Linked DNA regions of Homo sapiens: region 1 is linked to region 2. The links are chromatin contacts, found by Hi-C or POLR2A ChIA-PET in ENCODE. All regions are on one chromosome and are shown on one strand. The core of a region is the stretch at or near the end of the contact, and the rest is flanking DNA. Distances in the headings are between cores, read along the strand shown.

What was found. A loop is a pair of places that touch in the nucleus more often than their neighbours do. ChIA-PET counts read pairs that join two places held with the same protein, here RNA polymerase II (POLR2A). Pooled maps may share reads with other maps.
Region 1: a loop to region 2 is called in a map of OCI-LY7, with 2.4 times the contacts of the local background. The contact joins the promoter of PSME3 here to the enhancer-like site in region 2. A Hi-C loop is called at or near these places in 3 of 168 maps with a recorded cell type or tissue (OCI-LY7, heart left ventricle and right lobe of liver) and 1 of 50 pooled maps. POLR2A ChIA-PET finds 5 or more read pairs at or near these places in 11 of 52 experiments (BJ, GM10248, H1 and 8 more).

Annotation. Positions count from the first base shown.
Region 1 is chr17:42,831,163-42,834,997 of GRCh38, forward strand. PSME3 (proteasome activator subunit 3) reads left to right here and starts at 2,235. Exons shown (of 11, transcript NM_005789.4): 1 at 2,235-2,511; 2 at 3,182-3,214; 3 at 3,353-3,415; 4 at 3,610-3,714. The coding sequence starts at 2,470. RefSeq lists an enhancer at 1,883-2,052.
Region 2 is chr17:42,902,834-42,906,488 of GRCh38, forward strand. G6PC1 (glucose-6-phosphatase catalytic subunit 1) reads left to right here. Exons shown (of 5, transcript NM_000151.4): 2 at 1,098-1,207. Among named protein-coding and RNA genes, the nearest start is that of G6PC1, 3.9 kb to the left of the region's middle. Within about 2 kb of position 1,423, at least 2 of the 41 ENCODE cell types and tissues checked have a DNase peak (open chromatin) inside an H3K27ac peak, as active enhancers do; they include right lobe of liver, where a contact is called at or near this core.

The DNA.
Region 1 (3,835 bases), core at 985-3,484, 71 kb before region 2:
TAAGCACCCAGAAATGAATAGTTATTGTTAAGTGTAGTGGTACTCTCCAGTTGTTCACTGAATAAACAAATGAATGGAGTATTATATTAAACACTTGGATGGGGAGGAGGAAGGGAAATAAAGAGAATGTGTATCTGTCTTATAACCTACTTGAAGGAGACAAAACATAATTATTTGAGAACAAAGCATATTTTAACAGGCACAAACATATTAGCTTTTCCAGTTGATGTTATAAATTCTGACTGGAATAAGAATAGTGGCATACTTAAAATAGAATGGAGTAAATGTGGGAAATAATTCCTGAAGTTTCAAATCGGATCTCAAAAGTTCCCAGGGAAATGTGTTAACAGAAAACATGTAAAAGGGGGAAAACTGATAGAGCATGATGTTATATGTGGCCTTCTATAAGCTGAAAAGGACTTTGAGCTTGAAAGCAGGAATGGAAATAATTACTGTAATTTAAGGAGTAACCTCTTCATGCTAAGCATTAACAGATCACTTACTTACCTGACAGTGGCTACTATTTATTTTGTGTCTAAGCACTGTGCTAATTGTTTTACATATATTATTTCTAATATTCACAACACTACAAAATTACATACTATTATTTATTACTAATTATTAAAATTCCATCTTACAGATGAGGGAATCGAGACTCAGCATTTCAATAATTTGCCCAAGATTCCAGTTAGTAAGGAGCTGAGGTGGGATTTGAAGCCCAGGTCTCTGATCCCAAAGGCCATAGTCAGTCTTCTGTGCTTTACTCCATTTAATTGTGTATTCCCCTCATTTTCCTAGCACTTAGTAGAGAGGCCAGCCTAGGATAAATGTTCAACAGCAAGAGCGACCCCAAAATACAAATCTGATGACCTCCTTTTGCACTTAATCTAGATTGTTTACTAACAACCCTCCTCACCCTCAGCTCACTAGTCTTTGTCTTCAAGACAATCTCTTTCCTTCCCTAGAGCATTTGCCTGAGCTGCCCTTATACCTCTCAAGGCTCTTCTCACTCTTTCCATGCTAACCTCTTTATATCCTTTAGATCACAGCTTGCCTGTTCAGAGGCCTTCCTTGGCCATTCGATCTAAAATAGATCTCTCGTATTTTCTATGTCATCCACTTTTTCCCTAACATTTATCAAATTTTGCAGTTACCTTGTCAGTTTACTTTCTGGTGTTTTTCCAATATTATGCCCCATGGGACCAGCGACCTTGAATCTTGTTTGCCTTTGATTTCCCAGAGCTGTGCTCTTCAATACAGAAGCCAGCAGCCACATGTGGCTACTGAGCACTGTACTACAAATGTGGTGTTGCCTTATTGAGATGTGCAGTTAAGTGTAAAATACGCACTGGATTTTGAAGACTTGGTATGAGAAAAGAATGCATAAGATCTCGATTTTTAAATGTTGATTACATGTTGAAATACTTGTATAAACTGGGTTAAATGTATGACTAAAATTTTCACTTGTTTTACTTTTTAATTGTGGCTACTAGAAGATTTCAACCTACATATGTGACTCACATATTTCTAGAATCTGACACAGTGCCCTGCCCCATTTTATTGAATGATATATCCAATGTCGAGAGAGAGAGATCGAATGAATGGGTGCATGAAGAGGTATAGTCTCATGCTTCCACTAGGCAAATAGATACAGCACTGCCGTAGAAGTTAGGAGATCTGGGTTCTGGCTCAGGATGTACTGGAAACGCCTTGGACAAGCCCTACCCTACTCTGGGGATCAATTTGCCAATTAGGTAGTTGATCTTTGAGGTCTGGAAGCTTACGAGAATCAGTTGGCAGGGAAATGTACCAGGAAAGCTTGGTACAACGGCGCTTGTCTTTTTCGCTCTAGCCTAAACACTTGAGCCTCGGCAAACGGGCAGAGGCAGCGGGAATCAGGGACTACACCCCCGAACCCAGTACCCGGGTCCCCGACTTCCCCGAGCCTACGTCACTGGGGCGCGACGGCGTTGTCCCCGGGAGTGCAGCGGCTGAGAAGGTCCCTTCGGTGAAGGCGAGTTCCGGGACAACAGAGAGGGCCGCACCGTTTCCGAGTCTCTCGGAGGCTCAGTTCTCAGCGCACCATTCCCCACAGCTCTCCTTTTTACTTTACCCCTACCCGACACTTGACCCCGGCAGTGTGAACCCCGCTGGGAGCGTCCAAAGCCATGCCTCATCGCGGCTGCGCAGCGCACGTGCACAGCCTCGCAGGAGTCTCGGCGATTGGCTGTGACGCAGTTTCCGGCGTGAGCGGCGAAAGCCGGGAGGGCGAGCGAGAGAGCAAGCAGGCAGCAGGCTGCCGGCGGGCGGGCGGACGGCACAGAGGGAGGGAGCGAGCGAGCAGTGAGTAAGCCAGCAAGGGCGGTCGGGTCCCGAGGTCAGCCGAGATTTCTCAGGTCCCTCCGGCCCCCTCCCTGGAGTCCACAGCGCCTCCGGTGTCCAGAGGATCGGACACGGCCCGGCCCGGCCATGGCCTCGTTGCTGAAGGTGGATCAGGAAGTGAAGCTCAAGGTAGCGGCACCGGTCCGGCCTTTTTGCCCCTCGCTTTGATCCCCCAGCAGTCTGACCGGCTTCCTACTCCCCATGGCGTCTTTGTCTCCCTGGGGATACCAGCTCTGAGCTTCCGCTCGGCTCAGCCCAGCCCCCAACTCCCGGGGTCGGCTTCGCGGGAGAGGAAAATATAGGATGGCTTTCTGTACCGCGTCTGATGATGGAGAGTCCCGGGGACACCTCCGCGGACACGTGTTGGACTCAGGGCTTTAGGCCCGTGACAGCTGGTAATCCCCCAGCCCAACAACGTCCCTGGACACTGCCCCTGCCCTTGGCGGCTGGCCTGCCTAGTATCATAGACTAGGTCTGGGTGGGGGTTGGCACGTTTGTGAGCTCACATCTTCCCTAACTACCTGTCTTTTGTCTGCTTATCAAATTCAGACAGCTTCAGACACAGGAGGAAGGGAGGGAAGGGGGAGGACAGAGGAGACAGGCAGGTGCTGTCCTCAAAGCCCTGCGTTCTTCTGAGATGGAAAAATGGATCCTCAAAAAAATAAAGTATTTGCAGTCTGGGGGCCTCTCAGCTTCTTATTACAGTTACAAGGTGAGGGAAAGACAGTTGGATTGGGATTCTCCATCCTGCTCTTACCTCTGTCCCCAGGTACTGAATTGCTCTCTTTGTTAATTTTAGGTTGATTCTTTCAGGGAGCGGATCACAAGTGAGGTGAGTGAAATAAATAGAAAAATGGTTGTTGGTTGAGAATTTCCCAAAGAGGAGATACCTGGAGAGAGAGAGAGAGAGAGAGAGAGAGAGAGACCTTCCCACAGATATTAATTCAGCTGTATTTTCCCTCTTCCTTAGGCAGAAGACTTGGTGGCAAATTTTTTCCCAAAGAAGTTATTAGAACTTGATAGTTTTCTGAAGGTGAGAGACCCTATTCTTTCCTCAAATTCCCCAATTTTTTTGGCCCTGGTATTACTGTCAACTGGGATAAACTGTTGATTCTTCTTCTTTTTATTTTTTTAAACTGTAAAAGCACTTTCATTTCTTGCTCTTCAAATCAAATACTTCTTTGTTCAGCTTGAAAAGATTAATGTTTTGGGGTGGGTGTCTTTCAGGAACCAATCTTAAACATCCATGACCTAACTCAGATCCACTCTGACATGAATCTCCCAGTCCCTGACCCCATTCTTCTCACCAATAGCCATGATGGACTGGATGGTGTAAGTGTCCTATATTTATCTTTGTGTTCTTGAGCAGTAGGTCCTCTGTCCTCTGTTTCCTTGTCAGTTTAAGATGTACAGAGGGAACAGTGGGATTTGGATCTGGGAACTAGGACTCTGT
Region 2 (3,655 bases), core at 173-2,672:
TACATCCTTACAGAGAGCAATTCTGATGGAAATGCAGGCCATGTTTCCCTGGGGGGGGCTCGTCCTAGGGGCTGGAGTGCATTCTCTGATGTCAGAGGAAATGCAAGATTCCCTGAGGCCTGAGGGAACCCATGGTATATGCAAGTCCAAGTTTCAAACTGTAGTTCCATATGCATTCTTCCAGGACAAATACTTCTTGAGGTTAAAAAAAAAAAGTCACATAGCTGCCATTTTATGGATTTCAGGATTTTTTTTTTTTTTTTTTTGAGATGGAGTCTTGCTCTGTCACCCAGCCTGTAGTGCAGTGGCATAATCTCGGCTCACGGCAACCTCCGCCTCCCAGGTTCAAGCGATTCTCTTGCCTTAGCCTCCCGAGTAGCTGGGATTACAGTCACGCACCACCACATCTGGCTAATTCTTTATATTTTTTGGTAGAAACGGTGTTTCACCATGTTGGCCAGGCTGGTCTCAAACTCCTGACCTCATGTGATCTGCCTGCCTTGGCCTCCCAAAGTGCTGAGATTACAGGTGTGAGCCACCGCGCCTGCCTGGAGTTCAGAATCTTGGGCTTCATTATTTGTGTTTAAATAGATCATACAGTCAGGCACGGTGGCTCATGCCTGTAATCCCAGCACTTTGGGAGGCTGAGGTGGGAGGATTGCCTGAGTTCAGGAGATGGAGACCAGCCTGGGCAACATGGTGAAACCCCGTCTCTACTAAAAATACAAAAACTAGCTGGATGTGGTGGCACACACCTGTAGTCCCAGCTATTCAGGAGGCTGAGGTGGGAGGATCCCAGGAGGTAGAGGTCACAATGAGCCGAGATTGCGCCACTGCACTCCAGGCTGGGTTACTGAGCCAGATCCTGTCTCAAAAAAAAAAAAGATAATACATTCAAACAGTTCAAAATGCAAAAGTTACATACATAAGGAAGTGTCATGAAATATCTCCCTCTCACACTTCTCCCCAGCCACCCAGTTCTCCCTTCTAGAGGCAACATGTGAAATCCTTCTCAGGCTACACTCTTCTTGAAGGTGTAGGCTTTGGGCAAAAGCATTCATTCAGTAACCCCAGAAACTTGTTCTGTTTTTCCATAGGATTCTCTTTGGACAGCGTCCATACTGGTGGGTTTTGGATACTGACTACTACAGCAACACTTCCGTGCCCCTGATAAAGCAGTTCCCTGTAACCTGTGAGACTGGACCAGGTAAGCGTCCCAGCCCCTGCAGACAGAAGCTGAGTGGACCTCGTTTACCTGTTATGGATGAAACTGACCTTGAGGGGACATGAGGAGAGCCATTCCTTTGTACTTTTGTCATGCTCTTCAATTGGCACAAATTAATTCACTTCTGCAATACTTTCCTGAATAGCACAGTAGTATTGGAAATCTGCCTATTACAGAACCTGGATGGAGTCCAGAGAGGCACGGGCATCCATGGGCAAAGGGCTCGTGAGAGTCACCGCCCTGCAGCGCTGTGTCCTGAGAAAGGAGGGGGCAGAAGCCTGAGCTTCTGGGGGTCCTTCCCAATGGCCTGGCCCACTGGATGTGCCCTCCTGAGCTGACCGTCCAATCCCTTGCCCTCTCTGTGCCTACGTTTTATTAGTTACAGCCAGATGGTTACTGTCAAATCAAATGATAGATTTCATTTTCAGTATGTAATAGGAAGCCCCTCCCTCACCCTAAAGTCTCAGCTGCCCTCTAAGACTAGTACTCTCTAAGGTACTAGTATCCCTTCCTCAGAGACCCTTTCCCTGACCCCAAAACTAGGGAAGGTCCCTTAGTTATTTGCTCTCACAGACCACGCATTTACCTCAGAGCATATTCACTCATTCAGCTGTTACTTACCAAGCACCTACTGGGAGCTATACACTGTTCTATGTGCTAGGGATACCTCTGTCAGTGAACAACACAGACACAAAGATCCCTGCCCTTGTGGAGCTGAAATCTGAATAGAGGAGGTGAAATATACAAAAATTATAATAAATAAGTAAACTAGGCCAGTTGTGGTTGCTCATGCCTGTAATCCCAGCACTTTGGGAAGCCAAGGTAGGTAGATCACCTGAGGTCAGGAGTTCAAAACCAGCCTGGCCAACATTGCAAAATCCTGTCTTTACTAAAAATGGAAAAATTGGTCAGGCGTGATGGCACACGCCTGTAGTCTCAGCTACCTGGGAGGCTGAGGCAGGAGAATCGCTTGAACCTGGGAGGCAGAGGTTGCAGTGAACCGAGATCGGACCACTGCACTCCAGCCTGAATGACAGAACGAGACTCTGTCTCAAAAAAAAAGTAAACTATTAATATGTAGGATAGGCCAGGCACGGTGGCTCACCCTGTAATCCCAGCACTTTGGGAGGCTGAGGCGGGTGGATCACCTGAGGTGAGGAGTTCAAGACCAGCCTGGCCAACATGGCAAAACCCTGTCTCTACTAAAAATACAAAAATTAGCTGGGTGTCCTGGTGCATGCCTGTAATCTGAGCTACTCAGGAGGCTAAGGCAGGAGAATCGCTTGAACCTGGGAGGTGGTGAGCCAAGATTGCGCCATTGCACTCCAGCCTGGGCGACAAAATGAGACACCATCTGAAAAAAAAAAAAAAATATATATATATATACACACACACACACACACACACACACACACACATATAATACTAGAAAATGATTGTTTATAGGCAAAAAAAAAAAAAAAGAAGAAGAAGAAGAAAAGGAAAGGAGAAGGAAAGAAGGACCAAACATCTTTTGTAGAAATATGTTTGCTTTCATCATAACAGCTTGTTATCAAGGATGAATTTCTCCCTGAAATTAATGGAGGCACAGACTGGAAAGTTTAAAGTGGCTTTAAGAGGTTATTTTATTTAGTCCTCTGTCTTAATAGAAGCAAATTATTATCTCTGCTCCTTAGGTAGAGTAGCTAAGGCTCAGAAAGTAGGCCGGGCGCGGTGGCTCACGCCTGTAATCCTAGCACTTTGGGAGGCCAACGCAGGTGGATCACCTGAGGTCAGGAGTTTGAGACCAGCCTGGCCAACATGGTGAAACCTCGTCACTAATAAAAAAATACAAAAACTTAGCCAGGCATGGTGGCGGGCGCCTGTAATCCCAGCTACCCAGGAGGCTGCGGCAGGAGAATCACTTCAACCCGGGAGGCAGAGGTTGCAGTGAGCTGAAATCACACCACTGCACTCCAGCCTTGGTGACAGAGAAAGATTCTGTCAGGAAAAAAAAAAAAAAGTTTAAATGAATTACCCAAGGTATATAATTGTTAGTGTTAGAAGGAAGAAGAAGGGAGGGAGGAAGGAAGGGAGAAAGAAAGGGAAGGAGGAAGGGAGGGAGGGAAGAAAGCCTTTATTTATCTATGGGGTTCCCTGGAAAGCAGGCTGAAATGGAGATTCACGTGCAGGAGTTTAGATACTCTGGGGAACTATACTTGTAGAAGGGAAGGAACAGGAACAGGGCAGAAGGAGAGGTCCGGTTGTGATTCTGCCTCATCCAACCCCACAGCGAGCTCTGAAGCTGGGGATGGCTCCTCAGAGTTGGTCCAAGTTGGGACAAGGGAATCAGACCCTGGGGAGAGCGTAACCTTGATCAAGGCGACTCTCTTTAGCCCAGGGCAATGCCAGGAGAAGGCTGAGAGCAGAAAGCCATCTACCATCACACTC